Regions from separate parts of the Homo sapiens genome. Here region 1 is linked to region 2. Evidence: read pairs that join two places in POLR2A ChIA-PET (ENCODE). Cell type or tissue: PC-9. All regions are shown on one strand. Each heading gives the region's core, and the rest is flanking DNA. Links, peaks and the distances in the headings are about the cores only. Region 1 overlaps CRAMP1 (cramped chromatin regulator 1). Region 2 overlaps JPT2 (Jupiter microtubule associated homolog 2).

The links. ChIA-PET counts read pairs that join two places held together with the same protein. Peaks named below come from ENCODE experiments on the same cell type or tissue, not always from the same donor. Only the 100,000 strongest peaks of a DNase experiment are listed, where the experiment ranks them.
Region 1: POLR2A ChIA-PET joins it to region 2 with 5 read pairs; 5 of 35 experiments call an interaction of 5 or more read pairs at or near these places.

Annotation. Positions count from the first base shown.
Region 1 is chr16:1,635,929-1,651,988 of GRCh38, reverse strand. CRAMP1 (cramped chromatin regulator 1) reads right to left here. Exons shown (of 21, transcript NM_020825.4): 5 at 14,082-14,165; 6 at 10,802-10,850. Among named protein-coding and RNA genes, the nearest start is that of CRAMP1, 32 kb to the right of the region's middle. RefSeq lists silencers at 526-700, 5,722-5,941. In PC-9, for the core only: no CTCF peak of the experiment used is centred there; a DNase peak (open chromatin) is centred at 5,865; H3K27ac peaks cover 1,523 bases.
Region 2 is chr16:1,689,996-1,706,055 of GRCh38, reverse strand. JPT2 (Jupiter microtubule associated homolog 2) reads right to left here. Exons shown (of 5, transcript NM_144570.3): 3 at 14,071-14,213; 4 at 8,196-8,244; 5 at 3,970-7,245. The coding sequence ends at 7,058. Among named protein-coding and RNA genes, the nearest start is that of MAPK8IP3, 8.2 kb to the left of the region's middle. RefSeq lists silencers at 1-107, 1,014-1,308 and enhancers at 1-530, 13,674-13,968, 15,538-16,060. In PC-9, for the core only: no CTCF peak of the experiment used is centred there; a DNase peak (open chromatin) is centred at 9,015.

The sequences.
Region 1 (16,060 bases), core at 4,165-8,164, 51 kb after region 2:
TCAGTCCACCTCCCCATGACCTCTGTGTGACCTCAATCCACTTCTACGTGACCTCTCTGTGACCTCAGTTCACCTCCCCGTGACCTCCATGTGACCTCAATCCATCTCTAGATGACCTGTGTGACCTCAGTCCACCTTTCTGTGACCTCTGTGTGACCTCAATCCACCTTTCTGTGACCTCTGTGTGACCTCTCAGTCCACCTCTCTGTGACCTGTGTGACCTCAGTCCACCTCTCTATGACCTCTGTGTGACCTCAATCCACCTCTAGGTGACCTCTGTGTGACCTCAGTCCACCTCTCCGTGACCTCTCAGTCCACCTCTAGGTTACCTCTGTGTGACTTCAATCCACCTCTAGGTGACCTCTCAGTCCACCTCCCCATGACCTCTGTGTGACCTCAGCCCACCTCTCCGTGAACTGTGTGACCTCAATCCACCTCTAAATGACCTGTGTGACCTCAGTCCACCTCTAGATGACCTGTGTGTGACCTCAATCCACCTCTAGATGACCTGTGTGTGACCTCAGTCCACCTCAACATGACCTCTGTGTGACAATTCACCTCTAGGTGACCTCTGTGACCTCAGTCCACCTCTCCGTGACCTCTCAGTCCACCTTTCCGTGACCTGTGCGTGACCTAAATCCACCCCTAGATGACCTCTGTGTGACCTCTCAGTCGACCTCTCCATAACCTGTGTGTGACCTCAGTCCAGCTCTCCGTGATCTCAGTCCACCGTGTGACCTCTGTGTAACCTGTCCAACTCTGTGACCTCTGAGTCCACCTTTTTGTGACCTGTGTGACCTCAGTCCACCTCTCCGTGACCTCAGTCCACCTTTTCGTGACCTCTGTGACCTCAATCTACCTTTCCATGACCTGTGGCCTCTGAGTCCTCCTCTCTGTGACCTCTCAGTCCACTTCTCCGTGACCTCTGTGTGACCTCAATCCACCTCTCCATGACCTCTGTGTGAGCTCAGTCTACCTCTGTGACTTCTCAGTCCACCTCTATGTGACCTCCCTGTGAGGAGTTTCTGATCTGAGAGAAAAACCAACTTGAATTCCAAGGAGTGGACCCCAGTCAAGACATGGCTCTGGGCAGCGGCCCACTGGCTGGTGAACGACAATGGGCTTGTGTTTTACAAAATGCTCAGGGCATGTGTATCTTGTTTTTACGGCTTTCTGCCTTAACCAATTTTAGGAATTCACCAACTCCCAGTTGCACACGTCAGGTAGGAGAGTTGCTGCTTCTATATTTGCTGTTGCTATTCAATTTCTAAGAAACAGTCTATGAAAAAAGCTACAGAACAGAGCGTGATTCTAAGGATGCGTAAAAAATTACATCTTCATCTCTATATGTATCTATATTTGTACCTGTACACTTACTTATGTAAATTCACTAAGAAAAAAATTCAGAAAGACACACATGAAATGACTGTAAGTGGTTAGCTTCGATGAGATGAGCAGGATGGGGTGGTGAAGAGGGTCTTATATTTTATCTGTGTATTGTTTGAAAATTGCTTAAGACTTATATTTATGCATTACTTGTATAGTTTTTAAAAAATCTTATTCCAATACAATGCTGACCAAAATTAGAGATCAAAATGTGAACAAGAGTCTGAAGCGAGTGCTGCGTGGGAGGGACTCTCCAGATGACTCCCGCAGTTTGGCTGAAAAGCAGCCTCTGCTGAGGGCGTCTAATGGAGACAGCCAGTTCTGGCAACCTCAGACAGGCAAAAAGGGTGACACCACAATCTCCACATCCCAGTAAACAAAGCTGCAATCCCCATCCTTTTAAAAGGGTCCTAGCTCTAATTTCAGCATTATGCAGTCTCAATACCCCACAAAGATTTTACCATCACCCCAAAAACCTAAGGCTTTAATCAAGTGTTTAGGGCCAAACAAGCCGGGCACGGTGGCTCACGCCTGTCATCCCAGCACTTTGGGAGGCCAAGGTGGGCAGATCAGCTGAGGTCAGGAGTTCGAGACCAGCCTGACCAATATGACGAAACCCTGTCTCTACAAAAAATACAAAAATTAGCCGGGCATGGTGGCATGCACCTGTACTCCCAGCTACTCGGGAGACTGAGACAGGAGAATCACTCGAACCCAGGAGGCAGAGGTTGTAGTGAGCTGAGATTGCGCCACTGCACTCCAGCCTGGGCAACAAGAGTGAAACTCCATCTCAAAAAAAAAAAAAAAAAAAAAAAAATAGTGGCTCATGCCTACTGTTGTAGGCTCAGCTCTTTGGGAGGCCGAGGCAGGCAGATCACGAGGTCAGGAGCTCGAGACCATCCTGGTTAACACGGTGAAACCCCGTCTCTACTAAAAATATAAAAAATTAGCCAGGCGTGGTGGTGGGTGCCTGTAGGCCCAGCTACTCGGGAGGCTGAGGCAGGAGAATGGTGTGAACCCAGGAGGCGGAGCTTGCAGTGAGCTGAGATGGCACCACTTCACTCCAGCCTGAGCAACAGAGTGAGACTCCGTCTCAAAAAAAATAAAAAAATAAAAATAGAAATAAATAAGGCCAAACAGTGAGGTCCCAATTGGCAGAAAGGCAGGAGCAGCAGCTGGGTTTCAGTAGCTATGGAAAGCTCAACAATCCCTCATGCATGGCAGCTACTCTTCTATCTATCCATTGACCATGCCTCTACCCACCCACTCATGTGTCCATCCATCCATCCACTCACGTGTCCGTCTGTCCACCCACCCAACTACTGACTGAGTGCCTTCAGTGCTGGGAATCAAACACAGGATACCAAAGGACAGAGCTGAGCCTTGGAAAGCCTGACCAAAGAGTCAAGACGGTAGAAAAAAAACTTCCATGCCCTCACCCCCTTTCTGTCTGTACAGATTTTCTGTCTTGAGGGATAATTTAGAGAGGATGAGTCCCCAGAGAACAACATGTTGTACTGAGACAAACTTCTTTTTTTTTTTTTTAGATGGAGTCTTGCTCTATTGCCCAGGCTGGACTGCAGTGGCATGATCTCAGCTCACTGCAAGCTCCGCCTGCCGGGTTCACACCATTCTCCTACCTCAGCATCCCAAGTAGCTGGGACTACAGGCGCCTGCCACCACGCCCAGCTAATTTTTTTGTATTTTTAGTGGAGACAGGGTTTCACCACGTTAGCCAGGATGGTCTCGATCTCCTGACCTCGTGATCCGCCCGCCTCGGCCTCCCAAAGTGTTGGGATTACAGGCGTGAGCCACCGCGCCCGGCCTGAGACAAAATTCTTAAACCACCTTAACCCAGCTGAAATACACAGATCTAAGTGCCACAGCAGTTTTATGAACATTAATGATGTCAGAGTAGGGCGGCAGCAGAAGGAACCAGGGGAAACATTGGTCAAAAGCAGTCATTAAGCATGGAGTCAATTCTTTTTTTTTTTTTTTGAGACAGAGTCTCATTGTGTTGCCCAGCCTGGAGTGCAGCGGTGCAATCTCGGCTCACTGCAAGCTCCACCTCCTGGGCTCAAGTGATCCTCCTGCCGCAGCCTCCCAAGTAGCTGGGACTACAGGCGCCCACCACCACCCCTGGCTAATTTTTTGTATTTTTAGTAGAGACGGGGTTTCTCCATGTTGGCCAGGCTGGAACTCCTAACCTCAAATGATTCGCCAGCCGCGGCCTCCCAAAGTGCTGGGATTACAGGCGTGAGCCACTGTACCCGGCTCAAGTCAATTCTAAAATAATCTCCTCCAATGAAGTGCTCTGGAAACAAATGGACGTTTCCACTCACCATTTTTTATTCCATCTGCCCCAAAACAACAGTAGTAGGCAAGATTTAAACAGCTGGCGGAGCTGTGTCATGTGGCACCTGTGTTTTCAATAATCACATTTTCCGTTAAACTGCTATTTTGTGACTTCCTTTTTTTTTTTCCTTCAATCAAACTAAGTGCACCCTTCTGCATTCATATGGAACCATTCTGAGGTTACAGTCCTCCGTCTTTTTCTCTCAAATGGAAGTTCTGCGACCGACTTGAGGCTGCGACACTGAACACGATGAAAAGCCATGTTCAAGTGCGAAAGCCAGGGTGACGCTTAGGCCTGGTCACAGTTCCGGGACGTGGGTCCATACCTCCCCATCCTCGCACCAGCCTGGAAGCTGTAAGACAGGCTAAGACTTCCCAGATAGGCCCGGCACAGGGCTATAAGAGAAGAATCACAAGCTGACCTCTAAGTGAGCCCTCAAACAGAGGCTCTATTTACACCCCTCCATGAGTAGCTTTTTTTTTTTTTTTTTTTTTTTTTAAGGCAGAGTCTCACTCTGTCGCCCAGGCTGGAGTGCAGTGGTGCCATCTCAGCTCACTAAAACCTCTGCCTCCCAATCCAGGGCCTTAGGCGATTCTCATGCCCCAGCCTCCCGAGTAGGTGGGACTACAGGCATACACCAACATACACCCGGCTAATTTTGTATTTTTAATACAGACGGGATTTCACCATGTTGGCCAGGCTGGTCTCGAACTCCTGGCCTCAAGTGATCCACCCGCCTCGGCCTCCCAAAGTGCTGGGATTACAAACGTGAGCCACCACGCCTAGGTGAATAGCATTTCAGAATAGAAATATCATTGCAGAACAGAACAGCATTTCTGAATCGAAAACAGAGTAATCCCTCTATGTACATGGGAGCCTGGCTTTCGTTTCGGATACATTTATTCTCTTCTCTGCAAAACCACTTGATAAATCTAATAAGCACGTGATAAACTTAGGCCTCTGGGTCTGCGAACCACGTAGTAAGCTTTCACTTTAGTTTAGAGCTTTACTCAATTCATTTAGTCTTTAATTTAATTTTACAATTCTAAAACCAAAGAAGATTCACAGTTAATTGAAACAGGTCTGCATGAGAGGTAGAGGCGACAGCAAGTCAAATACCCCAATCGCTTTTGGGCTGAAATCCAGGGGTAGCCTCCCACAGGCACCTCAGTCATTTTCCCAATCTCTCACCTTGACAGGTTTCCTGTTTGTTTGTAAATACGAATGTCTGCTGGTCAAAGAACGGTCACAAAAGTTGACAGAACAGAAGGTCCAGAATGGAACCACACGGTACAGTCAACTGATGTTTGACAAGGATGCAAAGGCCACTCAATGGAGGAGAGACAGTCCTTTCAGATGGCACAGCTTGACACCCACAGACAAAAAGCAAAGCTCCTCCTAAACTTCACATGGTACACAAAAGTTAATTCAAAGCAGATCATGGATTTAAATGTAAAACTAGAAAACTTCTAGAAGAAAACACAGGGGCACATCTCTGTGACCTTGGGTTAGGCAAAGAGTTCTTAGATGTCATATTAAAAGCATAAACCATAGAAGAAAACAGTGACAGACTTGACTTCATCAAAGCGAAGGACTTTCACTCTGTGCAGGACAGTAAGTGAACAAAAAGACAGGCCACAGTCTAGGAGAAAGTATTTGCAGATGGAGTATCCAACAGAAGACTTGTGTCTACAATATACAAAGAATTCTCTAAACTCAAGAAGAAGAAAACAGGTACTTCACCAAAGACACACAGCAAATAAGCACGAGAAAGACACTCGGTGTCATGAGTCATCAGGGAAACGCATCAAAACCACAGCATGATGCCACTCCACACCTACTAGGGTGACTTTAGAAAGACAAACACCCCGAACACGCTGAGTGCTGGGGAGTGTGGGAAGCAACTGCAACTCTCTTGGAAGAGTCTGGCAGCTCCATGTAAAGCCAAACACACACTCCCACCTCCTCCTCCTCCTGGGGACCGAAAACCACGCTCACACAAAAACCTGGAGGCAAAGCCTGGGCACTTCTTCATCAACACTAAAACACTGCAAATAGCCCTGGGTCCCTCCACTTGGAAGGGATAACACAGTGCAGCATGTCAACACTGTGGAACATGACTCAGCAGGTGAAAGTATAAGCTGCAGATCCACAAGTCAACACGGAAGAGCCTCGAGGGCATACTGCTGAGTGGGGACGCCCATCTCAGAAGGCTGCACACCACGATTCCCTTTAGATGGCTTTCTGGAAAAGGCAAAATTACAGGGAACGGAGAGTGGCGCAAAGGGTGCTTGGGGCAAGGTGTGGGGGAGGGACAGAAGGGGACTTGGGGGTTGCTGGCAGCGTTCCATATCTTGACAGTGGTGGCAGCTACACAACTCTACAAATTTGTGAAAACTTCTAGAACTGTAAGTGAAGAGGCCAATCTACAAAACTAAGCCCAGGATGATTCCAATGTGACGACGACACTCCGGGAAAGGTGCAGCTAGAGAGAGCGGGAGACTAGAGGCTGCTGGGGTGAAGCTAGAGAGAGTGAGACCAGTGGCTTCTGGGGGCACTACGAAGTGACAGGCAGAGCACAGGGTGTTCAGGGCAGTGAACTGCCCCCGTGTGATGCCAGAAGGGTGGGCACATGTCATTACCCATCTGTCCAAAACCACAGAAGGCACAACGCTGAGTGGGCCTGTAAGTAAACTATGGACTCTGAGTGATGAAGAAGGGTCAAGGAAACCTCATGAGTTGTGATAAAAGGACCACGCGAATGCAAAGTGTTAATTATACCTGTAATCCCAGCACTTTGGGAGGCCAAGGTGGGAGGATAACCTGAGGTCGAGAGTTCAAGACCAGCCTGGCCAACATGGTGAAACTCCGTCTGTACTAAAAATATAAAAAATTAGCCGGGCGTGGTGGTGGGCGCCTGTAATCCCAGCTAGTCGGGAAGCTGAGGCACGAGAATCGCTTAAACCTGGGAGACAGAGGTTGCAGTGAGCCAAGATCGCGCCAGTGCACTCCAGCCTGGGCAACAGAGCAAGACTCCATCTCAAACAAAACAAAAGAAAATAAACCAACGAAGTGTTAATAATGGGGGAAATCGTGTGGGGCAGGGGAGGGGCGTAGCTCTGTACACAGTTTTTCTGTCAACTTAAAACTGCTCTAAAAACTAAAATGTTTTAAAACAAACTTCTATAACTATGACAAAAAGCAAAAAAAAAAGAACAAAAGTAAAAATATTAAAGCAAAAAATGGGTCAGGTGTGAAGGATCATGCCTGTAATATCAGTGCTTTGGGAGGCCAAGACGGGAGGATCACTTGAGCCCAGGAGTTTGAGATCAGCCTGGGCAACATGGCGAAACCCCGCCTCTATTTAAAAAAGGAAAGAAAGAAAAAGAATGTACACACCACACCACACCACCTCCAACAGCGTCCCCATCTCTTCTCCACAGGGAACGAGAGGCACAGTTTTACCCAGAACGAGGGGCTCTCCTGCTGCAAACCCTCCTGTGCTCAGAGCTGGGCCTGGCCCAGCCCTCCAGCCTCAGCTCTGCACTCTTCCTCTCCCCTCCCCTCCTGAGGCTTCCATGACCCAGTTCCTCCTTCCCACCTTCCTTTCCCTGGGCCAGGTGATTCCCCAACTCTTTGTGTGGCCCCTGATCGCTTCCCTAAACGCCCCAGGCAGGTTCCCTTCCTGCCAGTTGCCATGTCTGCACCCACCTGCCACGTCAGTTTCACAGTAACTTTCATCCCCAGTTACTGTACATGTCTACACCACATGCTAAGGTGACCTGTTCAATGGACATGCATCAGCTGCCACACCACAGCTGTCACCACTGCATAACGAGCACCCATTCCTGTGCCAGGCACACACAGGCACCCAGACATTTCCAGAACCAATGAACACACTATTCAGCAGCCGTTCTGCCTCAGATCTCTCCATGGGTGCAGACAGAAATCTTTCCTTGCTGGTACCATGCTGTTCCAAACCTTTTCTCCGTGTCTCACACCTCTCTGGAGGATGACAATACGACAGGTGAGGCTGGGGCCCAGAGAGTCAGGTGAGAACGGCCAAGTCCCTTAGCGCAGGCTCCCACTCTCGCTGCGGCCTCACCCAGCACTCGGTCCAGGAGTCAGCACTGCCTTCACCTGCCATTTGCCAAAATCCTTGGCTACACGGGCAAATTCCCCATCAGCGCCCACACCTGAGCTCACCTTTTCTTTTGCCACCTGCCCAGTCTTTTCCAGACAAGCTGGTAGCCAGGTGAGCTACCTCAACACTAGCTTCCTTAAGAAAAAGGACAATCAATCTTGCCATCCTGCTGACAGGCCCACCGCCTAGGCCCACAGTCAGTCATCTCAGAGCCCCTCCACTGCAGGAGCACAGCAGAGGATGACAGCCGACATTCAGCCATGCCGCCTTCTGGCCAACATGCCCAACACGCGGCCTGGAGGAGCTGGGGACCCATGCCAGGCTCCCTCTTCATTTGGTTCTCAGAGTGGCAGATGGCATGACTGTAAATGGCACCAAGCGTGCTGCATAAGCTCATGACACATTTCGATTCCGCTGTCCACGCACCTGCTGCCCGGGAGGATGAGGCTGGAGGGGCGCTAGCACACATGCTACTGAGTACAGACATGGCCCAGGCCCATGCCTGCTTCTTGCCCTTCCCTCGGCAGAACCACCTGAGGGTTTTTTTTTTTTTTCTTTCCCCTAGACAAAGTCTTCCTCTGTCACCCAGGCTGGAGCACAGTGGAGGGATCTTGGTTCACTGCAACCTCCGCCTCTCGGGTTCAAGCGATTCTCCTGCCTCAGCCTCCCAAGTAGCTGGGATTACAGGCATGCACCACCACACCCAGCTAATTTTTGTATTTTTAGCAGAGACGGGGTTTCATCATGTTGGTCATGCTGGTTTCGAACTCTTGACCTTGTGATCCACCCTCCTTGGCCTCCCAAAGTGCTGGGATTTCAGGCGTGAGCCACTACGCCTGGGCAACCTGAGGGTTCTTTATACCAGAAGGCACTTTCCCTCTGCACACTTTAGCCAGCACCTCTAGTCCTGCAAGCCACAACCCTGTCATCACTCGGGAGACTACACTCTATCACGCAGCCCATAATCAAAGCCCCCCGAGTTGTCCCTAGAATACTCTTTGTAACCATTTCTTTCCTTCTCCTTCCTTGGTTTTTTTTAAAGGCCCAAGACCTCCACAAAGCTACTACCTGCATTTGTTTGTCAAGTGTCTCCAGTCCCTGGGAACTCCCTGTGCCCGTGTGGTCAGAAGGAATCTATTTCTTACATAAGTTCTCCCGCGGATGGCGCTGCAGGTGCCCACCACGCCCCCGCTGGGCAGCACATCTGTGTTTTGGCAAAAGGAACGCTCATCGGACAGGCCACTCTGTGCACCGTCCTCAAGCATACAGCAAAGAGTCTGGAACTCTGGCTTCATTCCATCAATCATGGAGGAAATGAAATAAAAGGTGAAGTAAGATTTGCCCCAAGTATGGATCCTGCGGCAGTGTTTTCCCTCATGGGACAGCCCCTTGCCTACTGGTCAGCTGACATCAGAAACCAACCAAGCCTTGGATCTTGGGCCTTCTCAAGACGGTTCCTCCAATGTGCCCAGTGCTGCTCAGGATAAGCCAGATACTGCCTGATGGAGGTAGAGCAGGAGCAAGAGTGGGAAGGAAGCAGGGCTCTGAAGCTGGGAGGGGCGCCTGGGCAAGGCGGTGAACACCCTCCCTATGGCTGGCGGCCCCTGGCTGTACCCCAGACCCACTCTGGGAAGTCTGTCCAGTGTTGGGGCAAGCTGGCTGCACTTTCTGGTGGCTGTGGTCACCCAGTTACAGTCGTTGGCTGCAGGCTGGTGGCAGCTCACACACAGCCTGGGAATCATGCCCAACACCTGCTGTGCTGGGACTGGAGGGAAGGCCTGTGCTGGCCCAGCAGGCACTGCTCCCACTGGGGCAGGGAGGGTTCCCAGGTCATCAGACACAAGCCTGGGGGAGAAGGGCCAAGGGGAAAAGCAACCAGAGGTCCAAGGGTGAAGTGCTATGGACGGAAGAGAGATGGGTAAGGACTGTTCAGGAGTGGCTGCAAGGGCAGGGCTCTTGGGTGCGGGTGGCATACCCACAAGGATCGGGGCTGGTTGTGCAGACCCAATATCTGTGGTTCAGTGAACTGAGAGCAGTCAGCCAGGCTGCCGGGATAGCTCTGGTGTGGTCAGTGGGCGGGATGGATGTAAGATGGGATGGCTACCCATGAGGACCCACACCAGGTGAGAAATGTACATGCACAGAACCCCACCAGGCTGTGCACTGGGAACCCCCAGGCTGTGGAACGGGGACCCCCCCCCAGGCTCCAGAGTGGGGACCCCCCAGGCTGCGGAGTGGAGACCCCCAGGCTGCGGAGTGGGGAACCCCCCCAGGCTGTGGCGTGGGGACCTTCCCCAAGCTGTAAAGCAGGGAACCCCCAGGCTGTGGAGTAGGGTGGCGGGGCCCTGCCCTGAAGTGCAGCCCAACAGCAGCAACTGGGCAGATGTCAACTGGACCATCAGGGGCCCGGTTGTTTGTGTGGCCAGGAGAGCATGTGCCCTCTGGGAGTCAGGTGTGTGAGGGGAGGAGAGCGGCCAGTTGGAGACAGAAGCATCCAGGGCACAAGAAGGCAGGGAAGCTGTCAGAAGTGGCCCAGGACACGACAAAAATGCAATGGAAAGGAGAGGCCCTAGAAGCCGGGGACCAGCCCCACAGCAGGCACAAAGGTGGAGGAAAAGGAGCACAAAAAGCAGGGCCCTGAGTGCTGCGTCGAGACCACAACGCCCAGCCAGAGACCCTCGGGAAGGAGGAGGCCAAAGACGGCACTTCCTTCCCTCCCCGGGGCAGGCACAGGCTCTGGGCGCAGTCACTGCTCCCTGGACCAAGCACCTTTTGTTGGGACTGAACACGTAACTGAGAGGTTATGAAGTTTTAACTCGGAAGGTCCTCACTGAGAGCATTTCAGCTTCTGTATTTTAGAGAATAAACACAAAACACCCAGAGAAGTGATGTTTCACATGGAAACTGGGACTTACCCAACCTGAATGAGTTCATTCAGCTTTGTTGCATTCTTGTCATCCATACCTTTAAATGGAAAAAATAAATAAATGAGACCACAATGTAGTTAGGAGCAAAGCCACTGAAGATTCCCATACAATTCCGCTCAATATAGACTCAAATCCCATTACCGAATATTAAAGTTCCTCTGGAATAAAAGCCCTACAGTAGCTGCAGCCCCTCCCTCAAAGTCACACCTTCGAGTCAGCTGCCCTGGTCGCCCCCGCTCACCTGAAAGCCTGGCACGCCCCTGCCTGGCCCCCTCCTCAGGCAGGCCCACTACCCAGCCTCTGACCAGTTGATCTGTCCTCCCAAGAGCTCCCTCCTAGGTCCCCCAGCGCCGGCCTTCCACTCATCCCTATCTGCCTGGCTCAACAGCTGCTTCCTGCAGGCACCACACCTGCCCACGCACACTTCCTGCTGGGCTCGTACTGACAGTGTCCGGTGTTGACCTTCCGGCCCACAGTGTGGAACCCCCAAGGCACCCAGGGTCCACAGAATGAAGACTCCGACACCCTCTGAGTTTCCTGGAGCAGACGCCCCATTTCCTGTGACCTGCTCGGGACTCTTCACTATCTTCAAGATGTGCAAGAAAGCAGCTACAGTACGTTAACGGGAGAGACTAGGTGCTGGGTACTTGGCTGTTCACTGTAAAATTCTTTGAATTCTTCTGCATGTTTTAGGGAAAAAAACTCCACAAACGAACGACCAGGCTGAAAACCAAAACCAAAGACAAAATTGTCAAAGCAGCCACAGACAGACAATGCACCTCGCACGGAGGAATGAGGGCATAGATGACCACTGACCCCTCTCATCAGAGCAGCACAGGCCAAGAGGCAGCAGACAACGGTGTCAATGTGATGAAAGAATGAACCCGTCAGATCAGAATTCTCTATCCGGCAAATACATCTTTTAAGAATGAAGATGAAATAAAGAATTTTCAGATTAATAATAACTAAGAATTCACAGCCGGCACAACTGCACGGAAAAAAATACAGGAGGTTTTTCAGAAAGAAAGGAAACAAAGCCAGATGGAAACGGAACTTCAGGAAGGAATGAAAAGCACCGGAAAGGGCTCTTGTCGCCAGGCGAGGCACCAAGAAAGGAACCGGTTGCGGAAACCGGCCAGGCATGGCATGCCACAGGGTCACCGTGCCCCACCTCTCCTGCTCCCGGATGAAGGGTTGGAAGCCTGGGAGCAGTGTGCCCCTCACTCAGCAATCAAGTCATTTATTTTCATCAAACTTGAGCATCCTCATGAGGCAGGAGAATAGGGTCTAGAGGTAGGGAACCTAAGGCCAATTCACGCTGACTTCCTAGAACTAAATCAAAAGGAAAACCCCAACTTTCCACACCTAAGTAACAAACGGACCAGACACGCTATTCCCTTTGCAACGCCCCCTCCCCTTCTTTCTTCATGGCAGATGGGAAATTGAAAGTATCTCTGATTGGTTGCAGAAAGCAGAAAGCAATCGGACATTTACATAGGAGTACAACTTTGGAACTTCACTTCAGCCTGACTGGTTGCTTCTGCTAGGTTTGAAAAAGTCTAAAAAGTCTTCCCCAAGACTGGGGCCAAGTCTTCCTTTGCAAAGAAGTGTAACTTTGTAACCAGTTTAGCTTCTGATTGGTTGTTTTCCACAACCAATCAGATGCTTGCATAGAGTGTAACCTTTGTAACCTCACTTCAGTCTCTGATTGCTGGCCACTACTTCATTTACATAGGGTGTACACCAAGCAGCCAATGGGAAACCTCTAGAGGTTTCCCCCTCTAGAGGGGGAAACTTCTGTAAAAGGGCTCTTGAGCCCCTACGTCCGGGCCCACTCCCACCCTGTGGAGTGTACTTTGGTTTTCAATAAATCTCTGCTTTTGTTGCTTCATTCTTCCCTTGCTTTGTTTGTGCATTTTGTACAATTCTTTGTTCGAAATGCCAAGAACCTGGACACCCTCCACCTCTCAGAAGCTTCTAGGGAGGAAACCAGAACAAGCAGTGGTGCAAAAGGACCAGGCAACAAGGAGTGGGAACACATGGTCAAGATGGGGTTTTCCTTTATCTGGGGAAGATGAGAGCTGGGAGAGCTGTGGCGTAAACTCCTTGGGGCCTGGGATGCTTCCCAAGGCTGAGAGAGGGCAGATGAGAGGCGGCAGGAACAGGCATGAAGAGCTGGGACACGAGGCCCACGGACATGAGTGCGGGCTGGAGAGGCAGGCTGGAGGAGGTAAGAGGAGTGGCTGGGCCCACAGGGGACAGACCCAGTGGGGAAGTGCAGGAGGGCAGGGCCTCCCACACACAAATGCCACACTAGATTGCAGCAGCCACCCCGCAGGACACAGCAAGGCATGGAGGGGCAGCAAGGGGACAGAGTGTGGTGCAGGCCTGGCACAGACAGGGCGACTGCTCCGTATCTGTCCTCTCAGCCCCACCACCCGCCCTGAGCTGTGACATGCTAGCTGGCGTGGTCGTGCAGTATCCCACTGAAGAGGGGGGGATCCCCTACAGTGCCCACTGGACAGCCCAGGCATGCTCTCTTCTTATGAAGTCAGGCAGAAGAAGCAGGGCTGAGGGGCGCTGGGCACAAGCGCCTGGTAAGTCTACAATGTCCCTACCTAGAGGTCGTGTCAAAAATGTCTCAAGGGAATCTGGTCCCGAGGAGACGATCGGAACAAATCCAAGCAAGGGCCTGCGTGAGGAAGGCCTGAGCGCGTTGCAATGTCTCAGAAGCCCAGGCAGTGCGGCCGCTCTAAGTCAAAGACACCCAAGGGAGACTCCACAGTCACATGCAGGGCAACGGCCCTTGACAGAAGCCCTGACTGATATTTTGGGATGTTTTAGAAAATCTGAATATGGGCAGGAAATTAGGTAAGATCACTACACCTGTTTGGTAAATGCTAAAAGTCTAGGTGCGACCATGGTATCAAGGCTATATAGGAGAAATGTTCTCTGAGGTGATGCCGGTGGAGGTATTCTGGGCTGTGGCGTGACATCTTACAGTCGAGTGGAATGCAGAGTGTGTGAACACATGTGTGCACGCGAGCATGTGTGCATGTGCATGGAGAAAGAGAGCAAATGTAGCCAACGTCAGCAACAGGTCCATCTAAGCTAAAGAGCACGGCCGCCATCATATTCTTCACCTCTTCTAGTAAAATTTTTTCAAGATAAAAGTTAGAGGGAAACTAGAAACAACTCTGAGCACTAAAGCCCAAAGGTGACAAAGGACAGGAGGAGCCGTGGGCAACCCCACAGTCAGCGTACTCACAGCCCCCAATCTTCTTGCGCAGCTCGCCATAGCAGATCAGGCCATACAGTTCCTGGGATGACTTCTTCAGGCCTCGAGAGAACACTGAGAAACAGAAGAGAAGGCGGCTTTAGAGAGGGGAACAGGAGGCGCTGCCTGGCTTGGGTGTGAGAGCCACACCAGGCTCACGTGGTTTCTTGGATCTCCTCCCTGTACCTTTGTCATGCAAGCTGTCAACCACAGGGGACACTGGGCAGAGTGTATAGAACACGGTGCTGTGTCTGCGATTTTCAAAATAAAAAGTTAAACCAAAGTGGGGCGTTAGAAATTTACCCCAATAGGCAGAGGAAATGTCCCCTGGAGGAGAAAACACAACACTCAGAACAGCTGGTACTCGTGAAGGTGGCAGATGTGGCCAGCACTAAACCTGTCATCCATCTCTGCACACAGGTGAGGCCAGCAGCCCTGAAACCTGGATGCTGCCTTCCTGCCTCACCTGTGCCCTCCCAGGACAGTGGATCTGCATAGCCCGGGCCCAGGCGGGAGGAGGAGCCAAGGACAGGTGCTCACCCCTGCCTGAGGCCCATTCTCCTTCCTCAGTAAGAGGCCCTGTTTTTTTTTTTTTTCTTTTCTTGGAGACAGGGTCTCACTCTCTCGCCCAGACTGGAGTGCAGTGGCATGATCTCGGCTCACCGCAACCTCTGCCTCCCAGGCTCAAGAGATTCTCCTGCCTCAGCCTCCCAAGTAGCTGAGATTACAGGTGCACACCATTATGGCCTGGCTAATTTTTGTATTTTTAGTAGAGACAGGGTTTCACCATGTGGGCCAGGCTGGTCTCGAACTCCTGACCTCAAATGATCTACCTGTCTCAACCTCCCAAAGTGCTGGGATTACAGGCATGAGCCACCGTGCCCAGCCAAGGCCCCTGTTTTATTTGGGAGGCAAACAGGCTGAGACATGGACAGCTGGTCATGGCTACACCACTGGAAGTAGTGGAGACTTCCAGAAGCCTCCTTAAAGAGCCTGATTTGGGCAGGAGGGTTCCCCTTTTCCCACCCCTCTTTCCTCAAGAGCCACTGCCTGGAGCTGTCACCAAGGACAGCCAAGCACAAGAATGGGAGGCACCTGGGTCCTGCCTGCCCTGGGCGCCAGCCTCTAGGCGTCTCTGCCACGAGACAGTGAATTCTGAGGCGCTTGGGCCACTGCTATTTTGCATTTTGTTACTGTATTACACCAGACCTAATCCTGCTAGGGAAACCAAGTGACAACACAGTCCAGGCCCCTTTGGGTCACTTCACAGAGCAGGGGTGAAGGCCATTTGTCCCCTCTACTCTCACAATTGTCCTCTCTAGTTCTCTCCTCAGAGACCTGTTCTCAAGGCCCTAAGACTGGTAAATGGAGAAGCAGGCTTTCAAGATATGAGGAGGATTCTGGACCATGGGTCTCGGACACGGCTAAGCACAGGCCAACTGCTCTCAAAGGCTCTTCTGAGAGAAAGACCTAAGACCTAAGGGCTCATCAGACTTTCTTTTTTTCTTTCTTTCTTTTTTTTTTTTTGAGACAGAGTTTCGCTCTTGTTGCCCAGGCTGGAGTGCGGTGACGCGATCTCAGCTCACTGCAACCTCCGCCTCCCAGGTTCAAGGGATTCTCCTGCCTCAGCCTCCCAAGTAGCTGGGATTACAGGCATGCGCCACCACGCCCTGCTAATGTTTGTATTTTTAGTAGAGACGGGGTTTCACCACGTTAGTCAGGCTGGTCTCAAACTCTTGACCTCAGGTGATCCGCCCACCTCGGCCTCCCAAAATGTTGGGATTACAGGCGTGAGCCACCACGCCTGGCCTCATCAGACTTTCTTAAAGGAGCCCATGACTCGGAAAGCTTTAAGATCCACTATTCAGTAGACAAGCAAAATGTGGCCATCCACCCAAAGGAAAATAATCCAGCCATACAAAGGACTGGCACACGCTACAACACAGACAAACCCTGAAACCTGACGCTGA
Region 2 (16,060 bases), core at 7,306-11,305:
TGAGCCGGGCAGAGGGAGCTCCCGGCCAGGCCGGTGGGATCCGCGGGGCGGCAGTGGTCGCTTCCCCCAGCGCGCTGTAGCTTGATCATGTCCCCGCAACCGTGGGCTTCCGGTGACCTCGATCCCGTCTCCAGGCTCTGCACACTTCGGCGGACTTAGGTGAAGGCTCAGCGCCTGCGCCTCAATCCCGGCCGCCCTGATGAGCCTCCGTTCCCTACAGCACCGCGCCCCGCTCAGTGCCTCCCCTCTCCTGATGCCTTCCCCGCTCAGCTGGCTCCTCCCGGGATTCTGTGAATGCACCCTCAACGCCCATCTCATCCTGAAACCCAGCAGCGTGGCCTCCTTCCTTTCGCCCACTTCTCCCTACTGCACTGACTGCTTCAGATTTTCTTTTTTTTTTTTTTTTTTGAGATGGAGTCTTGCTCTGTCGCCCAGGCTGGAGTGCGGTGGCGCGATCCTGGCTCACTGCAAGCTCCGCCTTCTGGGTTCAAGTGATTCTTCTCCCTCAGCCTCCGGAGTAGCTGGGATTACAGACCAGCTAATTTTGTATTTTTAGTAGAGACGGGGTTTCGCCATGTTGGCCAGGCTGGTCTCAAATTTCTGATCTCAAGTGATCCGCCCGCCTCGACCTCCCAGAGTGCTGGGATGACAGGCGTGAGCCACCGCGCCAGTCCAGATTTTCGGTTACTTTTCAGCTACGTGCAATCTGTTTAACCCATCCACTGGGTTATTAATTGCACCGATTTTTTTTTTTTTGAGACGGTGTTTCGCTCTTGTCGCCCAGGCTGGAGTGTGATGGCGCGATCTCGGCTCACTGCAACCTTCGCCTCCTGGGTCCAAGCGATTCTCCTGCCTCAGCCTCCTGAGTAGCTGGGACTACAGACACGCGCTATTAACGCCCGGCTCATTTTTTTGTATTTTTAGTAGAGACGGGGTTTCACCATGTTGGCCAGGCTGGTCTTGAACTGCTGACCTCAAGTGATCCACCCGCCTCCCTCGGCGTCCCAAAGTGCTGGGATTACAGGCGTGAGCCACTGCACCCTGCCAATGATTCTGTTTTTGTCCTATTTGATTTCTTATATTCTAGCAGTTTTAATAGGCTCTTATACTTCCAACCACATATTTATCTTTAAGCGTTGGGTGTGCCTCATAACTACAGTATCTGCAGCCCTTGCAGGTCTGATTCTGCATGTCATCCTGGTTGACTCTTGGCCCAGGGTCCCCTTTCCCCCATTCTGAGCCAGTGTCCCCAGGACTTTTGTCTCTGGAAGTACTTGAGGCCTGAACTTAAAATGTGTTGCTCCGTAAGATTTGCACTTTATTTTGCTGGGCAGGGGACACCATGAACCCAAGACTTTGAAACTCAATTTGGGAGCCACACATGTATTGTGAATCCTGATGAAACCACATCAGTGACTATTTAATGCTAATAGAAATGGCCACTTACCGTCTTTCACCTACTGCAATGCTCATCAGTTCAGATCCTCTCATCCTAATCTGATTGCACCGAAACAGTAACTCCCGTAGCTGACACCCTACTGATTTTTTTTGTTGTTCAGTTTTTAGAGGCAGGGTCTCACCCTGTTGCTCAGGCTGGAGGCACTGGCATGATCAGGGCTCACTTGAACTCTTAGGCTCAAGTGATCCCACCTCAGCCTCCTAAGTAGTTGGGTCTACAGGTGTAAGCCACCACTGCTTGGCCAATTTTAAAAACATTTTTGTAGAGACAGAGGTCTCACTGTTACTCTGGCTGGTCTTGAACTCCTGGCCTCAAGCGATCCTCCCCCTTGGCCTCCCAAAGTGCTTAGATGACAGGTGTGAGCCACCATGCCAGGCTCTATTGTGTTTTTCACATTTTCCACTTGCAACATAATTTGCCGTATACATGTTCAACCATCCCACTAAGAGGTTTCATTCAGCCTCAGATTCCAATTTCCTGGGATCCCAAGTGACTTAATTTTGCCAAATCTCCATTTCTTTTCTTTTCTTTTTTTTTTTTTCCTGAGATGGAGTCTCAGTCTGTGGCCCAGGCTGGAGTGCAGTGGCACCATCTCAGCTCACTGTTACTTCCGCCCCCCGTGTTCAAGCCATTCTCCTGCCTCAGCCTCCCGAGTAGCTGGGACTACAGGCATGTGCTACCACGCCTGGCTAATTTTTGTAATTTTTAGTAGAGATGGGGGTTTCACCATACTGGTCAGGCCGGTCTCAAACTCCTGACCTCAGGTGATCCACCCACCTCAGCCTCCCAGTGTTGGGATTACAGGCATGAGCCACCGTGCCTGGCCCCAAATCTCTGTTTCTAAGCCTGCAAAACAGCCTAAAATATCCAGCCTATTAGGAATGTCAGCTAATCCATGAAAGGAGCATGGCGCCATCTCCAGCAAATAACGTGCGATAAAGGTTACGGAGAGTTGTGAGGTTCCATAAAGTGAAAATGATAAGGCTGGGCAAACAGATGTAATCTATAATTCTTCCTGGTGAACAAGTTAGAGCAAGCTTGCATTTTGGGGGATGTTTAAAGCTTCTGCTTTATACCTTTGAGAAACTTGAGCCCTTTGAATTCCTGAGGTAGCACACTACAGTAGGAACAATGCTACCACAGGGAGAGGCCAACAGACTTGGCCATCAACTCAATTGATTAATTATCACTACCATGATTGCACAGATTTGTTACTTTAAGTTGGTTAAAATGAAATTTTAACAAGGTGCTGGATAATTCTTGACACTTATGGAATCATACAACTGGTCTTCTCCTGAAAGTTGGTGCTGAATTAGAACTGCTTACAGCTGGGCATAGTGGCTTACACCAGTAATCCCAGCACTTTGGGAGGCCAAGGAGGGAGGATCGCTTGAATCCAGAAGCTTGAGACCAGCCCGGGCAACATAGTGAAACCCAGACTCTACCAAAAAAAAAAAAAAATCAGCCAGGCGTGGTGGTGCATGCCTGCAGTCCCAGCTACTTGGGAGGCTGAGGTGGGAGGATCACTTGAGCCTGGGAGGTTGAGGCTGCAGTGAGCAGATTGTGCCACTGCACTCCAGCCTGGGTGACAGAATGGCTCTGTCTAAAAAAAAAGAAGAACGAACTTCTAGTAACAGAGGAGTTGACTTCCTTTCAGATTCAGAAATACTATTTGGGATGCAACTTTTTCTCACTAAAATACCTTAAAATGTAAGATGGGCATTAAAATATAAAATGTAAGTTTCTAAAATTCAACTTTAATTTCTAAGTATCTGCCCTGATGCCTGCTAAGAAGCCACACAGTTCCCTGTGATGTTCCTCTCATCTTCATGAGCTGAGTTTGAGAGAGCATCTTTAGATAGCACTTTGTAGCCACACATTACACAGGAGTATTTCAGTGATGATCTTCAAGATGGTCAGGATTATGAGTGCAGAAGAAATTAAGCAGCCAGCACGGGAGGAGGCATCTACACACTCACAGGGTGTGACCTACCAGGTACACCACAAAGATCATATGGCAAAGTTACCTGACATCAAAAGAGCCTGTGTATTCCTGGACAAGGCACGGGGCTCGAGGTGGCAACCCTTCGGGGTCTGTTATTCACACCCTCACCCTGTACCAGGTGGCACCCGCGTCCTTCTAGACTTGGCCACTGCCAGGCCTCTGGAGACGGAGGAGCTGTGACTCCCAGAGGTTCCCATGCTTGCTGGTGGCCTTGGCAGCTGCTAGAAATAGGAAACTTAGCGTGTCATTTCCTAGCCTGGTTCTTGGAACTCGCTCTATACCCTGTGGATGAACAAGTGAAGACGGTGTTTCAGTTAATGCATGTTGGTTTTCTTTCTCAAGCGTTGACTTTCATCTCATCTGGCCCCGATCTAGCAGGCAGAATGGTGTGGAGCCTCCTAGAGAGGAACTCTCAGGCTCACAGTCTGAGAAGTTTACCCTGAATCCACATAATGCCTGTAAGGATATTAAGTATGTTAGAAAACATATGAAAATAGCTAATACATCAGAAGAAAGACATCCAATCTGTTTTTTATTTTATTTTTTTACACAGGGTCTTGCTCTGTGGTCCAGGCTGAAGTGCAGTGGCATGATCATCACTCACTACAGCCACAACCTCCTGGTCTCAAGTGATCCTCCTGCCTCACTCAGCCTCCCGAGTAGCTGGGACTACAGGCATGCACCACCACATCCGGCTAATTTAGAGAAGTTTTTTTTTGTATAGACAGGGTCGTAGTATGTTGTCTAGGCTGGTCTCAAACTCCTGAGCTCAAGTGATCCTCCCACCCTGGCCTCCCAAAGACCCAAAGACTACAGACCTGAGCCACCATGCCCACCTGTTTTCTTGACAGGACTTGCATATGACAAGCTCTCTGCTTCTCCTCACCTATGCATTGCAAGCCAGGTCAGAGGCAGGTTAAACACCTTAAGGACATGTTAGGACAAGTGGCATACAAGGGAAAAAAACCCGTTCATTTAAGTTACAGAAACAGAAAAAAAAAAACTGGCTTATTCCCACACTTACTCTACTCAAAGCTTTGAGAAGACTAATTTTGGCATCCTCTGGCTAAATACAAAACAACAAAACAAAACAAGGCAAACTCTTTCAGCAAGAGCTGTGGGGGAAGGGACTATAAGGGACACACACAACTGACAGGCAAAAGCTCTGAGCACGTGATTGCTAAGTTTAATTCAACTGTTACACCCCATTCTGCCTTGTAAAAATAACAAAACGCTCCTATCAAAATGACATTGTGATGTGAGTACAGGCTTTTTGTTTTGGTACAGCTCTAAAAAATGTTGGCACCGAATGCACTTAAGAAAAGTGTTAAGGCTTAATACAAATACAGAGACGAGTCATTTCTCAATGCAGCTTAGAGGGTGAGAACAGGATGCTAGGTTTTTAAATCTTCCAAATACAGGCAGTCCCCAACGTACAGACATACAGGACACCTCCCAAATGTAAACGACAGCCACACAGCAGGGCTTGCATGCGCAGGAACTCTTCTTCTCCCAGTGAGCAGACTAAGCACTCTGAATCCCACCCCACTGCCTCGCAGAGGGAAAGAAGGCAGGACAGATGCAAGAAGAGTAATGTCAGGGGCTCCATCACAGCTGCCCAGGGGCTTCTGCTGTAGTTCATATTTTCCTCATTCCCATCTCTGGTTTCTCCCATAACCCAGAAGTCCCTGCCAGGGGCGGAAGTAAAGAGCTTTTCCTCTCACCTAGCGGACTGCAAGGGCTGGGAGAATCACAGGGCCCAGTACCGTCACGTCCTATTTCTTCCTGGCAATCTGATTTGGAATTCGTGAATCATTTTCTCAATAAAAAAACAGAAGTTATAAATGGTAGTTCATTTCCACCATTAAACTGTTTCCTTTCAAGTTGCATCAATGACTTTGAAGCACAAACCACCTGAAGTGTGTGTAGAGTCACACAGAGTGTTTCTTGGCTCCAAAGTCTACAGGCAATCAAAAGGGGGAAGCTGTCTTTGGTTGACAAAGCCTTGTGCAGACCCCAGTGTGCCAGGTGTAGGAAGGGGAGCTTGGCAGGCGGCTCCTGCAGGCACTTAAGCAGTGAGGCAGCATGAGCCTGACTGAACATGGCTGCTGCTTTTCTGAAGTTTAATAATGATGATGTTTCTAGCACCAAGCATTAGCTTTGTAGGCACTCAGAGCAAAGCTGCTGCCGCCACCCAGACGTTCTCCTCTGTTAACAGATGCCCACCCAAGGGCAGCATGAGAACTGGGCCTGCAGCCCTTGAGGGGGATGGGCAGAGGCTTCTGCCTGAAGATGAAAGCACCACCACCTTTGCCATCCCATTAGCTGAGTGAGCAAAGCTCAGGGAATTGGACAGGTGTGACTTTGCTACTGAACTCCTTCATCTCCTGGCCTAAGGTCTCTAGTCTCTTCTGGAAGCTTGTTTGTGAGTTAGATCCAGAAGTTCTATAAAGCTTTGTAGAGGGTGGCCTCCACAGCTCTTCTTCCTCTTTGGTGTACCTGAACAATTGACTTTTTTCTGGAAAGGTGTCAGAAACAGACCAGAGTCAACAATCATTTATGTAAAGCTGGTATTTAAAATTTAGCTTTTTAGATATTATTAAAGAATCCAAACCTAAGAACCCAAGGTTCCCAAGCATCTCTTCTTTCCACCAACCAATTAAGGAATAAAGAAAGACACAGGAAGAATTTAAACAAGCCACTTACTCGGAAATATCTGAATAGATTTTTAAAGTCCCGCAGAGGTCAGCGGGCCTCATTTATGGGAAGAACTGTGACTTGTGAAGGGAACTGTCTACATCACTGGAGAACAACAAACGCCTAAACTTAAGGCTGATGAGAGGAAAAAAGCAAGAATTCACAAGCAAAACTGGCATGTAAAGGACCAAGACCAGCCCTGTGTGAAAGACAGGCAGATTCCAACATGAGATCAGATCAGGCCGAGGTTTCAGATGGCAGGAACTGGGCACTTCAGAGGGTCAGGGCACCAAAACAATCTTCCATGAAGTAGAAGACGGATAACTATTATTATTTGGTTTTTTGAAAGCTGCCGAGGAAAAGCAATCAAGATGTTTCAAGAAAAGACTACAGAACAATATGCTGGGGGTAAAATGAAGTGGGGATGCTGGATTTAGCAGCCGTGATCTCCAGAATGGAAGCGGTTCTGCTAAGAGGTCAATATACTGTTAGTGTTTCTGCTTACGCCTCCTCCATCCCACAGCAGCAGTGGACAGGCTGTTTTGGTTTCTTTCAGTCATTCCTAGACATCCAATCAGCTGGCGGGCTGTTGATCCAAGGACCATGCCCTGCCCCACCTCCCCACCCTCACCCCCCTTCCAGTTCCTCTCAAACCTGGACTACACATGAGTGATGGCCAGGGGTGCCCCATTTCATCCCCACAGAGGCATCTCCCAGCCATCTGGAAGGCACGGGTCTCCAAGCAGCTGTCATGACGGCCAGGAGACGCTGAGCAGCCAGGCTCACATAAGACTAACCCTCTTCCCACCCCGCTCATTTGGGCAAAAGGAAATGAAAACATGGCTACCCTATCTCTTGAGTTTCTGGTCTGGCTCCGGGTGGAGCAGTGGCTTCTCTTAGTAGAAGGAGATGCTGGATTTGCCTCCCGGTGGGTTCAGGACCTTGTTGTGAGAGCGAGGCCGCGGCCCCAGCCGGGGCTCATGGCTGTCGACTGTGGGCATGGGCTCCTGCTCCTTGGCGGGGCCTGCTTTTCTGGCGCTGCCTTTCTCACCTGGCTCTGCTCCAGCCGGGATGCTCCTTGCAGCTGTGGGACACAAAGTTAGAACAACATCCCATTAGAGGCAACCCATGACCCTGACAGGCAGGCTGTGGAAATAAAAAGTGTGTCATAGAGCAACCTGCAAGAAATTCATGCTGTAACTGGGAAAGAGAAGACAATATAGACAGGCTTTTCATCTGGTACCAAAACAACTCACTGTAATTAGCAGATGCAGTTTTGAAATGGGCATAAAGTTGGGGCTTGCTACTGTAAATACTCCTTGATTTCTTCCTAAGTGAATTGTTTCTTTATATTGCTTGTTAGACACCACTCCCATTTCTTCCATCTCAAGTATAGAAAGCAAGCCCCTGAGAGTGACCATGAGGCGGCGAGGGAATGCATCCTAGGTGAGGGCTTAGCAAGGCAAAGGCAGGCTCTGTTGCTGTTACCCTGGGCTTTTCAAAGGTGAATGAAATCCCACAAATCTTGGTCATTAGTTAAGGGAAATGGAGACCCAAAGGCAGAAACCGATGCCCATGGTCAGGCTAAAGAGCCGTGGGGAGAGTCGAAGTCTGCCGCTCAACCTGAGCAGTGGCTCACTCCCCCGGGGTGACTCACCATGGAGACACCCGCCTCCCCATCCTCCATCCCTCTCTTGTGCCCCTCTCTTCTCGATTAGTTCTGCCAGCTCTATGCTTGGTCATGAGTTCACTGAAGGTTTGGGATCCCTGCCCATCACTACACAGATGAGCTTCTAGGAGACGACCCCATGGCCCTGGGCCTAGGCTGATGAGCAAGACAACCAAGTCCCAGGGTTTCACCCTAGCCTTCTTCAAATGCTGAATCCTCTTGCAGTGGATACACCTGAGCTCGTTTTAATCAGGTGGCCCAGAAGGTGCAAAGAAAGACTCCTTTTCATTCCCAGAGGAGAGACTAGCAACTCTTCCAGAAATAATGAGGCCACTCAGGAGAAGGGAAAGAAAACAAAAGCTCACCTTTAAGATCCGATTTTGGTTCTTCTCCTTCACATAAGAAAACATGATCCTGCAACAAGGCAAACCACCAAATCAGGACTCACTCAGAAAATTTTACCCTCATTCAAATGGACAATGAAAATCAGGACCATATAACCTTTTAATTTACAAAAATGCTTGTATATCTGACCTCAGGACCCCCCCAATCCTCTACAGACTATTCTGAAACAAACCTGATATTTCATTTATCCATACATATTTCAAGATGTAGCTCTTAAAACATCCTTTAAAAAATAACAGTAGCACCCTCAAAACTGCGAATATTAATGATTCCTTAAATATCAAAGTCAATTTTTTTTTTTTTTTTGGAGACAAGAGTCTTGTTCAGTCATTCAGGCTAGAGTGCGGTGGCATGATCTTGGCTCACTGCAGCCTCTGCCTCCTGGGCTGAAGCGATCCTCACATCTCAGCCTCCCGAGTAGTGGGGACTACAGGCGTGAGCCACCACACCTGGCTAATTTTTCTATTTTTTGTAGAGACAGGGTTTTGCCACGTTGCCCAGCTCATCTCAAACTCCTGGACTCAAGTGATCTGCGTGCCTCAGCCTCCCAAAGTGCTGGGATTATAGGCGTGAGCCACTGTGCCCAGCCTCAAAGTCAAATTTTTAAATACTGGCATAATATTTCATCCATGCTGTAATATTTCATCCATAATAATTTCATCCATGCTGTAGCGTGTGTCAATGCTCCATTCCTTTCTATGGCTGAGTAATATTCCATTGTATGGACAGACCACATGTTGTTTACCCATTCATCTGTTGATGGACAAATGAGTCATTCCCGCCCTTGGGCTACTGTGAATAATCCTGGTGCAAGGATCTAGTGTTTGACTCCTTGTTTTCAAATCTTGTGAGTACGTACTTAAGAGTGGAATTATTCGGTCATATGGTAATCCTGTTTAACTCTGAGGAACTGGCAGTATCCACAGCCACTGCACCATCTTCCAATCCCACTAGCAATGCACGAGGGCTCCAGTTTCTCTGCATCCTCACCAACTCGTATTTTCCATTTTTACATCACACCATCCGAACAGGCATGCACTGGCATCTCACGGGTTTCTGATGTGCATGTCCCCAGTTATTAATAACACTGACCATCTTTTCGGGTGGTTTTTGGCTGCTTGTATCTCTTCTTTGGAGAAATGTATATTCAAGTCCACTACCATTTTTGAATTGGGTTTGTTATTTCGTTGTTGAGTTGTAGGCATTCTTTATGTATTCTGGATAGTAACTCCTTATCAGAAATGATTTGCAAATATTTCCTCCCATTCTGCGAGTTATCTTTTCACTTTTTTTTTTTTTTGACACGGAGTCTCACTCTGTTGCCCAGGCTGGAGTGCAGTGGCGCAATCTCGGCTCACTGCGCCCTTTGCCTTCTGGGTTCAAGCAATTCTCTTGCCTCAGCCTCCAGAGTAGCTGGGAGTACAGGCGCCCAGCTACTTTTTTTGTATTTTTAGTAGAGACGGGGTTTCACCATGTTAGCCAGGATGGTCTTGATCTGACCTCGTGATCCGCCTGCCTCAGCCTCCCAAATTGCTGGGATTACAGGTGTGAGCCACTGTGCCCAGGCTTTTTTGTTTGTTTTTTGTTTTTTTGAGACAGAGTCTCATTCTGTCACTCAGGTTGGAGTGCAATGGCGCAGTCTCAACTCATTGCAACCTCAGCCTCCCAGGTTCAGTTGATTCTTCTGCCTCAGTCTTCCGAGTACCTGGGATTACAGGCATCCACCATCATGCCCGGCTAGTTTTCGTATTTTTAGTAGACATGGGGTTTCACCATGTTGGCTAGGCTGGTCTCGAACTCTTGACCTCAGGTGATCTGCCCACCTCGGCCTCCCAAAGTGATGGGATTACAGGTGTTAGCCACTGTGCCTGGCCTGTTTTCATTCTTTATAGTGTCCTTTGATGCACAGAAGTTTATAACTTTAATGAAGACCTATTTATTTACTTATTTTTTCAGACAGTCTTGCTTGTTGCCCATGCTGGAGTGCAGTTGCATGATCTTAGCTCACTGCAACCTCTGCCTCCTGGGCTCAAGTGATCCTCCCAACTCAGCCTCCTGAACAGCTGGGACCACAGGTGTGCACCACCATGCCCGGGTAATTTTTTGTATTTTTGTGGAGAAGGGGTTTTGTCATGCTGCCCAGGCTGGTCTCAAAATCCTAGGCTCAAGCAATCTGCCTGCTTCAGCCTCCCAAAGTGCTGGGGTTATAGGCATGAGCCACTATGCCTAGGCTTTTTATAATTTTTTTGAGACAGGATCTCATTCTGTCACCCAGGCTGGAGTGCAAATGGCAAAATCACTGCTCTCTGCAGCCTTGAACAACTGGGCTCAAGCAATCTTCCCACCTCAGCCTCCCAGGTAACTAGGACCACAGGTGCACGCAACCATACGCAACTGATTTTTTTTTTTTTTTTTGGGACGGAGTTTCGCTCTTGTTGCCCAGGCTGGAGTGCAATAGCACGATCTCAGCTCACTGCAACCTCCACCTCCTGGGTTCAAGCGATTCTCCTGCCTCAGCCTCCCGAGTAGCTGAGATTACAAGCATGTGCCACCAGGCCCGGCTAATTTTATACTTTTAGTAGAGACGGGGTTTCTCCATGTTGGTCAGGCTGGTCTCGAACTCCCGGCCTCAGGTGATCCGCCTGCCTCGGCCTCCCAAGGTGCTGGGATTACAGGCATGAGCCACTGTACCCAGCCCCCAGCTAGTTAAAAAAAAGTTTTTTTAGAGTTGAGGTCTCTCTATGTTGTCCAGGCTGGTCTGGAACTCCTGGGCTCAAGTGATTCTCCCACCTTGGCCTTCCAAAGTACTGGGATTACAAGTGTGAGACACCATGCACGGCCCAATTTATTTTTAATTTTGTTGCCTCTGTTTTTGGTGTCATATCTAAACCTCCATTGCCAAATCCAGGGTCATGAAGATTTGTCCCTATATTTTCTTCTAAGAATTTTATAGTTTTTGCCCTTAACTTTAGGTCTTCGATCCATTTTGAGTTCATTCTTGTGTATGGTGTAAGAAAGAGTAAGCTTTTATCCTTCTGCATGTGCATATGCAATTGTACCAATGCCATTTGCTAAAGAGACTGTTCTTTCCCCACTGGATGATCTTGGCACCCTTGTGAAAAAAAAAAAAGCCCTTTGGAAGGCTTTATTTCTCAGTTCTCAACTTGACTCCACTGGTCAGTGTGTCTGTCTTCATGCCAGTGCCATGCTGTTTGGATTACCGTTGCTTTGCAGTAAGATTTGAGAGCAGGAAGTAAGAGCTCCAACATCTTTTTCAATTATTATTATTTTTGGATACTTGGGGTACCATGAAATTCCATATGAATTATAGGACTTTTTTCCCATTACAGAATAAAACACCATTAGGACTCTTATAGGGCTACATTCTTGTCTCTCTTTAATCCTCAGGACCTCCCTCTATTCTCGTCATGTTGTTTCCTATGTAAGCCATTGTTCTGAGCGCAGCTCTGTGGTGTTAATTAATATGTGGCTTGGTCTGATTTGAGCTTGATTTTTTTGACGAAACAGCGTCAATGGGGGCCCATGGTGGATTTCCATTCCCAGGCCCATAAGTGTTGGTTCTCTCTCATTTTGTGATGTTAACGGCCACTGATGAACATTTTCTCAGATCCACGATTTCAGTACAAGTTTATAAAACAGTGATATTCTAATTCCTTTATTCCTTCTTCACTTACATCCCAGAAACTTTTATAAAAGGGAACTTTCTTTCAACAGCTGCTATCCTAACACACACTTCATGCAGGAAATGCTGGCTAAATGCCCCCTTCTGTCATCTGCCCGCTTTCGCAGTGACGAGCCGGTCCTCCAGCATTCTCCCAAGGTCGTAAATTACATTACTTTTAGTATCAATAGGAAGCCGGGAATTCTGAACAGTTGGTGAATTTAAATCCACTGCAATTATTTCACTTTTTGATAATCAAATGGTCCCATCTCTGGCCCCATGGCTGCTCTTCACCTTGTTCCCCAAGTCCTCTGACACCACCCTAGCAGCCTGTAAGGGCTTCCTCATTTTCTGGCATTACGAGATATTCTACGCTTATTTTGTATATTCCCTGACCCTGACCTGGAATTAGTCATTTCTCTGGTGATGCTAGCGATGTCCAATGGTCCTGGACCAAAAGAACTTTATTAGAAAATCAAAGAAAGCTCTACTCTGTTTCCACTTGTTCTATGCCCAGTTGTACTGATGTCCTACAGTCCTCTACCTGATCTACGTTCACTGGAAAGTGTGAGTCTCAGCAGGAAGCACCTTGCTCTCGTGTCCGGCTAATTCGAGTGCTTTACGTAGTAGAGGAATTGCTGACTTTTGGGACATTTCTGGTCTTGCCAAAGTTCACCTTGTAGTAAAGCCCCCAAAGATACTTCCCAAATAGATGCTCTCTTGAAAATAACTCAGACAGCATGGCAGGGCACAGTGGCTCACATTTGTAATCCCAGCACTTTGGGAGGCTGAAGCGGGTGGATCACTGGAGGACAGGAGTTCAAGACCAGCCTGGCCAACATGGTGAAACCCTGTCTCTTCTAAAAATACAAAAATTAGCCGGACGTGGTGGTGCATGCATGTAACACTGGCTACTCGGGACGCTGAGGCAGAATTGCTTGAACCCAGGAGATAGTGGCTGCAGTGAGTTGAGATCGTGCCACTGCACTCCAGCCTGGGCAACAGAATGAGACTCTATTTCAAAGAAAAAACAAAATAAAACGAAAAAACACGACCAAACCTCAGCAGAGTCTAACAGGTCCTATATAAGACTCTATACACTGGAAAGAGATGTCGCTGCAGAGATGCCAGCACAAGAGAGATGTAGGGCAATCCAAACCAGGCTGGCCGCGATCAATGCCCTCATCCACTCATGTCCTCTCCTTTCTGTCTACATTTCCATTTTAATTCTGCAATGGGCCATCTTCCAGCATATAAACCAATAAACATGCAGCAGTTTTCTAGGCGTTAAGTAACTCCAGAAATGGTTAAGAATTTTCCACTTTAAGGAACCAGACCATATCTTTTAACCACAAAAAAGGTAGAAAAGTGAATAGATGAAAAAATATCGCTAATTATGTTAGTAATAAATCCTGGTCTTTCTTACTGATGAACGGTGGCTGCAGTAAACCCTAGAAATGTTCTGCCACCATTCAAACAAATGTCCAAGCTAGGGTAGTGCAGGCTCTGGTCCTCACGAAAGCCGAGACTGGCCTTAGGCAAGCCCTCCACCATAGCCCAGGGAGGCTGCAGCTCTGATCAATCCCTGCTAAGGCCATGCCCGAGGTCGCATCGTGTAGGCATTCCTCTCCTTTCCAGGCCACTTGTCTTATCCTACTGATGCCATTACTGGGTCAGAGGCGTCAGCTACGCTTCAGTCAAGTGCTGACAATCTCCACAGGTAACCAGCCGAGGACCTTGACTGTGCGGGGAAAAGCCCATCAGAAAAGAACTGTCACTTTTCCTCTGCAAGGTGAAACAGGAAGAGTGGAAGACGGACAAGGGCCCAGCTCGTCTGCGGCACGTTCCGCTCCCCACCGCTTCTCCGCGCCCCGCAGCACTGCAGTGAGGAGCCGCCACAGCCCGTCTGCAGTGGGCGTCCGCCACCAGCACAGAAGAGCTTCCCCCACGGCTTCAGTCAGCACAAGGCTGGACTGTTTCCTGGGTGACTCAGGGGAACTTCCAAACTCGATGACTAATGCTTGCATCCAGGATAATCTACGGCACCCACCATGATTCTCCCTAAAAACATGTCGCATCTGCCTTGGAGCCTTTTTGGAAAGAGCACCTGGCATACCCGCTGCTGCGCTGTCACGTCTGAATGCAGTCCATACCTTGGGTTTGTTTGGGTGTGCCAAGCGTGAAGTGGCAGTGACCGGAGACCCAAAAATGTCGCTGGTCTTCCCTCCAGGTGGGTTCAGGTGCTGTCGAGTCTGCACGGGGGTTGATTCGTCAAAGATACCACTTCCTTTACCCCCTGCAGAAACGATCACAGAACACTGAGCAACCAGACGTCCACCGGACCCCACCCCACCCCACCCCCGCAGTGCTTTGGAGACCTCCTCTCATAGGAACCCCGAGTGCCAGCCCTGAGCTCCAGGCCAACAGGGCAGGATGCTCAGACTGAAACCCCTGAAGATCCATGAAACCCCTGAAAACCATGGCTGGATCAGGGGCCTGCCTGCAGCCCTTATGTCTAGAACTGAGCTGATCTAGGCTGGCCTCTAGAGGTGAGATGGCATCAAACTGCAGATTTTCCCTCTAGAATTTCTTTAACCCTGAACATTTCATGCTTTCCTGTTGAAGTGTCTGCTCACAAAACCCATGAAAAGTTCTTCAGTAGATTAAAAATAAACAGCTAAATGTTTAAGTCACACAGATAAGAGTTCTGAATTTAATAACATGCCCTATTCAAGGGAAACCTGCCATCCTGAAAATATTTATTAGTCATTCTTCTGACCTCATTCTGGCTGGTACTTCCAGTGACTAGATATGTCAGCAAATTAGACACATGTAACATCTTTGTTGCCAACTATAAGTGACTTGATAAGCCATAATGAAAATGTGCGTCTAAGAGGTAACTTCCTAGTAGCAGGTGACTAAAGGCTAGATGCTCAGCATAAATGCCCGTGCCTAACATTCCACAGAAAGATGGCTACCCTGTGGGACCAACTGATCATCTCTTCACTCAGCAGACACCAAGCACCCACTTTTGACAAAGTGCTATGCTAAATGGAGGTTGGTGTCATTAAAATCATGGCCCTGGTGCACCAAGAACTTATAATCTAAGAGGAAAGAAGATGCATTCTGCTAACTTGCTGTGTGATCCTATGGAAGTTACTTGGCCTTTCTGTGTCCCACAGTCCTCATCTGTAGAATGGGGATAATAAAAGAACTCCCTCACAGGACTGGAAGAAAGCTCAGTGAGTTACTGTAGCTCATATGTCAAATGCTTACAACAGTGTCTGGGATGGAAATAAACATGTCAACTCTATTTTCTATGCAATGATAAAGAGGTATCTATACATATCATCCAGTGAAAACACAAGGGTGCAAACAATCCATATAGCATGCAGTGTTTTCATGTAAAAGGGGAAGTGTTCTTATTTGCTTTTATCTGAAGAAAAGCAGTTACCTGTGGGGGATGCCTACACGTGTGAAGAAACAGGACTGGGGAAATGCAGGGGCTCCACACTGCTTAACATGGTCTCCTTTTTTTGTTTACAGAGTTTTGATCTTTTGCATTTTCTGTTCTCGAAAAATTACATTTTGTAAATTGATTTATTTAACTTAAAGAGAGTTTATTCATGTGTAATGCTTGAGTATAGCCCACCTGGAAACACCAACTCCAAAGGAATGGAGTCAGTGTTCTGAAGTAGGGACATTAGGGTTTCATTTATATAGGCAGAGACAGAGGAGCTTTTAGCAGGACTACAAACTTTTCTCACACAAGGTTAGTGTACAGTTACAGCAATTTGGTTACAGGAAAAAACCACATATTCAACAGTTAATTCCTAGTGTTAACAATCCACACTGCTCCACAGAAGCAACCGGATGAAGAGCCCACGTGTGCTTGCGTGGAGATGAGGCTCGGCTGGGGGTCTGTGCACCTGCTCGTCTTCAGACCCGCTTGAGGGCCCCACTGCTGCGGCGGGGCCTAAAGCAGGGTGGCTTTCTGGGACACCAGTTCTAGGGGCCCAGAGTGCAGCGACAAGGAGGACTATAACAGAGCACAGCAAGTGGGGGGTCGGGCGGGCGTGTCTACCTTTTGCAGGTGGTAACAGAACACCTGGGGATATGCGGGACTCGCCCTGCAGAGAAATG